2 separate regions of the Mus musculus genome follow, and region 2 is linked to region 1. The links are chromatin contacts, found by Hi-C or POLR2A ChIA-PET in ENCODE. All regions are on one chromosome and are shown on one strand. The core of a region is the stretch at or near the end of the contact, and the rest is flanking DNA. Distances in the headings are between cores, read along the strand shown. Region 1 holds the start of Kat6b (K(lysine) acetyltransferase 6B). Region 2 overlaps Kat6b (K(lysine) acetyltransferase 6B).

Region 1 (2,731 bases), core at 162-2,661:
GTCTTCTGCTCTCCCCTCTTTTTTTTTTTTTAATCTGCTCTCCCCTCTTTTTTTTTTAATCTTTCATTCACCTCTGCCTTTTGTCCTGGCTTCTTCCTCACCTTGCTGCCAAGCTCAGAAGCAGAGGAAGCTCGCACACCAGAGTAGCCTTTGTGCATTTCTGTCTGCATGTGACAGGGCTGCTGCTGCTGCTAAGATAAGAACTGAGATTATTGGGTCTAACAAAGTACCTACATAGTTGAACAGTAGTTTCTAACGGGGAGTTGAACTCTGCTGCAGGAGTGGCAGTGGCATGAAAATGAGTCATTCAGGGCAGGGAGACTGAAATTCCTGCTCTTTGACATCCTACATCTCCTCATCAGGGGCCCCAAGAACGTCCTGATTCAAGGACAGAACTTCAGGCAACAGGTGGTTTTTCACCCCGGCCACCACACGGGGAAACTTGGCTTTCCCAGGGACATAGGTTTGTTTCCCTTCTTCCCAAAGGTCTGGGAAGAGAAACTGTTCAAACTCTGTTAGGAGGAGCCTTTTCTCAAGTCTACCTTTCTCATACTCTCAAGTATCTCTTACCAGCATCCCACCCAACTCTGGGAAGAGCAGGACGTTTTCTCCAGAGTCCGGAGGGCGCTGCAAGGCATGTGGGCACCTTTAGAGTAGCCTTGCCTGGGCGGCCAGAGGATCCCCCAGCCTCCCTCGTATGGGCCTCAGGAACTCCGGGGGCCCAGGGGAAGCCTGGAAAACCGAACTTCGCCATCAGCTTTCCTTACAGCGCTGGTTGGAGACGAGGGAAGGGCCCCCCAGCGGTCGCCCCCCGCCCAACCCCAATGTTATCCAGCTGCACAGTCCAGGAAGCACCCAGAACGCAGCTCCGAGCTCGCCAGCCTCTCCCGCAGGCCGGGAGAGGGCATCCTGAGGGGCAGCTTCCCTCTCCAGCCTGCGTCTGACATCCCCACTCCCACCCGAGGATGCCTGTCCGCAGTCGCTGAATGTCACTGCTCCCTCTTCCTCCTGATCAGGGTAGAGACAGCTCCTGAGGCATCCCCCACCCCAAAACTGCCGCGGTCGCCCGAGGGTACAAGACCCGGGAGAAGGACGAAGTTTGGGGCCCACGGCGGCGGGAGGGGGGGCGCGTTTAAGAAGACCGCACCTCAGTCCCAGACCTGGCGGACACACTCCCCACCCCAAAACAGCCCAGGCGTCCCCATCCTTTCGGACACCGGCATCCCCGCCCTCCCCTGAGGGCGGTGAGCGGAGCCCCCCGGGGCGGAGGCAGGTACCCCCGGGGCGGAGACTGGGGCGGGCGGGGTCCGGGCTGCGCCCCCGGCCGGGCCAGGCGGGCTAGCGGGCGGCGCGGGGGGAGCGGGGCTGGGCGGCGCTGCCTCGGGCTCTGTGCGCTGCAGCCCGGAGCCGAGGAGGAGGAGGCGGAGGAGGAGAAGGAGGCGGCGGCGGTGGGTCCCGGGCGGGGGGAGCGCGGCGCTGCGGACCCGGGCGGCTGGCAAAGGACGAGGCGGAGGCTGAGGAAGGCAGCGGGGAGACCCGGTCTGCAGCAACAAAGGGCAGCAAGCGATTGGCCGGGCTGGAGGCGAGGTTAGCCGGGGACCGGGGTGGCCGGAGGCAGCGGCGAATAGTGCACGTGCTTGCAGACACGGGCGAGTGCGGAGCCGGGGGTGCACACCCGGTGGGTAGGGGGCTTGCTCCCCCTCCGTATGGGATGGCGAAGAGGCTGCAGTGAGATCGTTCCGCCTGCACCCGGCCTGAGGCTGGCAGGGTAGGGGGTATGTGAAGGGGGTAGGGTGCAAGCCAGGGGGCGGGCGAGTAGTCGCCCGGGACAGGACAGGAGAGAGGGTGGAGGAGGGGGCTGGATGGAACGCTCCGGGCGGCGCGCCCGTCCGCGCGCTCCTCGGCGGGAGCAGGCGACTGAGAACCTCGAATTTTAACTTCGCGTGCCCGCCCGCGCGCGCCCGCCTGCGCCCACCCCTAAATCCTGCGGCCGCCGCCAGCGATCAGCTCTCACACAAACTTTAGCTGCGGGCTAGGGGCTTTGGGGTTGAGTGGGGGAGGGGAGAGGAAAAAAGGCTTCTGATTGGCGTCGTGTACAGCCAATAAGGCCAAGCGCCTCTCCTGCGCCTAGATCCAATCCATTTCTAGAGGTAGAGGGGGCGGGTAGGTGGAAGTAGAGGTGGCGCGGTGTCTGTGAGAGAGAAAAAGGGCTGGACCAATAGGTGCCCGGAAAAGGCGGGCCCCGCGGTCTGTTGATTGGTACTGGCAGTCGACCCTCCCTCGGGGTGGTGCCGGAGGTGGGGGGGGGGAAATGATGGGTCGAGAGGTGTGTCTATGTGGAGGCGAGATGACCGGCAGGAACTTGCCCCAATGGGGGGCAGAGTGTTTAGCGAGCGGGTGACGGACAGACCCGTAGGCCAACGGTTGGCCCTAAGTGTTCGTGCTCTCGTCCAATGGAACGGCGCCGGGGCGGGGCCGCGTCTTGGGTTTAATGAGACTCCATTGGGCTGTAATCAGTGTCATGTCGGATTCATGTCAACGACAACAACAGGGGGACACAAAATGGCGGCGGCTTAGCTCCTACCCCTGGCGGCGGCGGCAGCGGTGGCGGGCGCTACGGCACCTCCTCCAGGCGGCAGCCGTAGCTTCTTTCTCAGGCAGATTCAGCGCCCCCGGCAGGCGCGGTGGTGGTGGCGCGCGGCCAGGTCTGTCACCCACCCCGCGCGTTCCC
Region 2 (2,731 bases), core at 109-2,608, 90 kb after region 1:
GTGTGTGTGTGTGTGTGTGTGTGTGTGTGTGTATGTGCGTATGTGTGTATGGTTTATATATCTGGTCTGCCTGTTATCTGGCTAATGTTTCCAGGCACACACTGTTTTGAAAACATTCTGTTTCCACATTAGCTTGCATATGCTTTTCTATACAGTGAAATGTTATGATAAACATTTTCAGTTAATATAAAGTACTTACAAATACATGAGTGGCAGTATTATTGACTGAATGCTGCCGGGGTATATATGATCATGTGTAGGATACATTCTAACATGGTCCTGATGCTGCCAGGGTATGTATCATAATGTATAGGATACACTCTTAACAGGGTCTCAGTTGGTGCCACTGTCTGATTACCTGTGATGTGGTCATGTCAAAACAAAACCAGGGGACTCTCAGTGGAGGAAATTGTTTGCAATTGTGATTAATAACCTGCGGTGCAGACTGACATGGTCCATGCTTTCATCCCTGCCTTAGGTAGGCAGGTGAATCTGAGCCAGCTTGGTCCCAACATGGATTATGCCCAATTTTGTAGGAGGTTCTGAGACTGACAGAGTAGAACTTGGGACCTCGTGCATGCTAGGCAAGCACTCTAGCAGTTGACCAGAGCCTGCGTAACTTGCCAACTTTTCACAAAATATTGTGTTAAAAAATGCAAGAAATATGATATGGGGATTATATTGTCTTAAGTTCTTTATATGTGTCTGATCTCTCTGTATCATTTGTGAATTCTGCAAAGCATGGGTCACATGTTCTTACTCTTTGACTCTTTTGTACCATAGCAGATAGAAAAGCCACTCTTTTTCTTATTATGCATGTTTTTGAGTAGTTACCAAAAGCTATGCATATCTTAAATTAAGTATATGTATAGTGTGTAGGGTTGTATTAAGCGCATGGTTTGTGGGGGGGACACACATACACACACTTTTCTCATTCCGGTGATTGTTAACTCACATTTTATAGATATAGAAGCAAAAAGTTAAAGTACTCAGATGCTTGAATCCCGCCAGTGAGTCTGGTTCCAGATTTTGTGCCTTTTCATTCCTTCACCAGGCTGTGTGTGGGTCAGTGATCTTCTAGAGTCTTTCAATAAGTTCTCATACAAAGAAGAAATATGAACTTTCCTTTAACCAAACACAAGTGTATTTTCAACAGAGTCTTTCGATAGAGTGGCTGGGGAGCCTCCGGCCGGCAGGCCTTGCTGGAGAGAGAGAAAGAAGAACACAGGGACATCTTCTCGCACGTGCCTCCTGAGGGAGGGGGTGCATGTTTTGAGCCCTCACATCTCATTGCTGGGTGACATCAGGGAACTCTTTTTTAAGGATGGCTGTCCATCTGTTCTCCTCTAGGAACCGTTGGATCCACGCCACTGCCACTTGGCTGCTGGCTTCATGGCCTGAGTCAGTGAGTTGCTCACACCATGGAGAACAAGGAGGCTCTTCTCAAAGTGTCTGTAATCACCATCAAATGACCATTACTAGAACCACAGCCTTCTTATACAGTCTGCAGCTCTCCTGGACAGATTTCTGTTTACCCACCATTTTTTTTTCTTGAGGAAGTGGGAATGCTTAGTGGACCCAGTCATTTGAGTGTGGAATAGAGGTTGGAAAGCCATGTTATCCTCGCACACCACGTTTGCTGTAATCCCTTAGTTTATAGCATTACAGGATAAGGCTATATTCAGCCACACAGGATAGACCATTTGGAAGGACCCTAGTGCTAGCTTATGGTCCTTTCTAGAAAGAGATAGCATGACATAAATAACTCCTGTGGAGAGACTTCCAGTTAGTTTCAGTTTTAGCCCTTGAGAGCGATCGGACTTGTTGTTACAGGTGATAACATTGTTTCATTGGTTTCAGTGTGTTCAGAGATGTAGGTCACTGCTGGGTTTTGCCTGATGGTTTTGAGTTTGAGCAGTTGTTGATTAATTCATGAACCCCAACTGCAAGGTAGATGTTCAGTATTGATTAGACACATGCCCTGGCTGTATGCAGTTAAAAGGACTCTGTTGTGAAAGGCTCCTAAAGCTAAATCAATAAACGGCTAAAGTCGGACTTATCTATAAATCTTGGTATTTTATTCCTTTTTCTACATGAGAAAAGCTGTTAGGAATATTATGATCTGCACTGTTAAGAAAACTAGCTATGTCTTTAGGACAATTCATGTGTTAACCATTCTAGATAACTATCAATTATTTACATGTACATCCTAATAGAAGAAAACTGGCTTAGTGGAGATAATAACAGGATTTCTTTGGAAAATTATCATCTTTATTCTGATGACATGGGTAGAGAACTTTGCTTAGAGCCTATCTAAATACTAATAAAAATTTCAAGACATAGATCCCCACAGTGTTAAAATGTCTACAGTCTCTGTGGTGATCATGAGCAGCAATTACTGAGCAATTCTCTGCACTGAGTGAGAAGCAAGCAAGCTTCCTACCAGGGTACTTTTTCTGAACACTGTAGAGTACCTCTCCAAGTGAGCAGGCTGACTTCCTCTGGATAATATCACTCTCTAGGATTCCTAGAAGTTCCCAAGCTCTGTAGCTTCAGGGAGCAGGCCTCCCTGCTTTGCCTGCTGCTTGCCTTCTTTAAGCTCCTAGAATGCCTGCATGAACTCTAAGCCTTACGCCCTTTCTTGCTCTCCCAGGAGCTTCACCTTGTGTGAGGTTGTCAGCAGCCACCCCTGGCTCCTCTCATCTCCAACACCTGTGCAGGCTCCACCTTT

What was found. A loop is a pair of places that touch in the nucleus more often than their neighbours do. ChIA-PET counts read pairs that join two places held with the same protein, here RNA polymerase II (POLR2A).
Region 2: a loop to region 1 is called in a map of gastrocnemius, with 1.9 times the contacts of the local background. The contact joins the enhancer-like site here to the promoter of Kat6b in region 1. A Hi-C loop is called at or near these places in 2 of 37 maps with a recorded cell type or tissue (Patski and gastrocnemius). POLR2A ChIA-PET finds 5 or more read pairs at or near these places in 3 of 5 experiments (Patski and embryonic stem cell).

The regions. Positions count from the first base shown.
Region 1 is chr14:21,498,374-21,501,104 of GRCm38, forward strand. Kat6b (K(lysine) acetyltransferase 6B) reads left to right here and starts at 1,412. Exons shown (of 17, transcript NM_017479.3): 1 at 1,412-1,587.
Region 2 is chr14:21,588,465-21,591,195 of GRCm38, forward strand. The region is part of intron 2 of Kat6b (K(lysine) acetyltransferase 6B); the gene reads left to right. Among named protein-coding and RNA genes, the nearest start is that of Kat6b, 90 kb to the left of the region's middle. Within about 2 kb of position 1,359, at least 2 of the 3 ENCODE cell types and tissues checked have a DNase peak (open chromatin) inside an H3K27ac peak, as active enhancers do; they include gastrocnemius, where a contact is called at or near this core.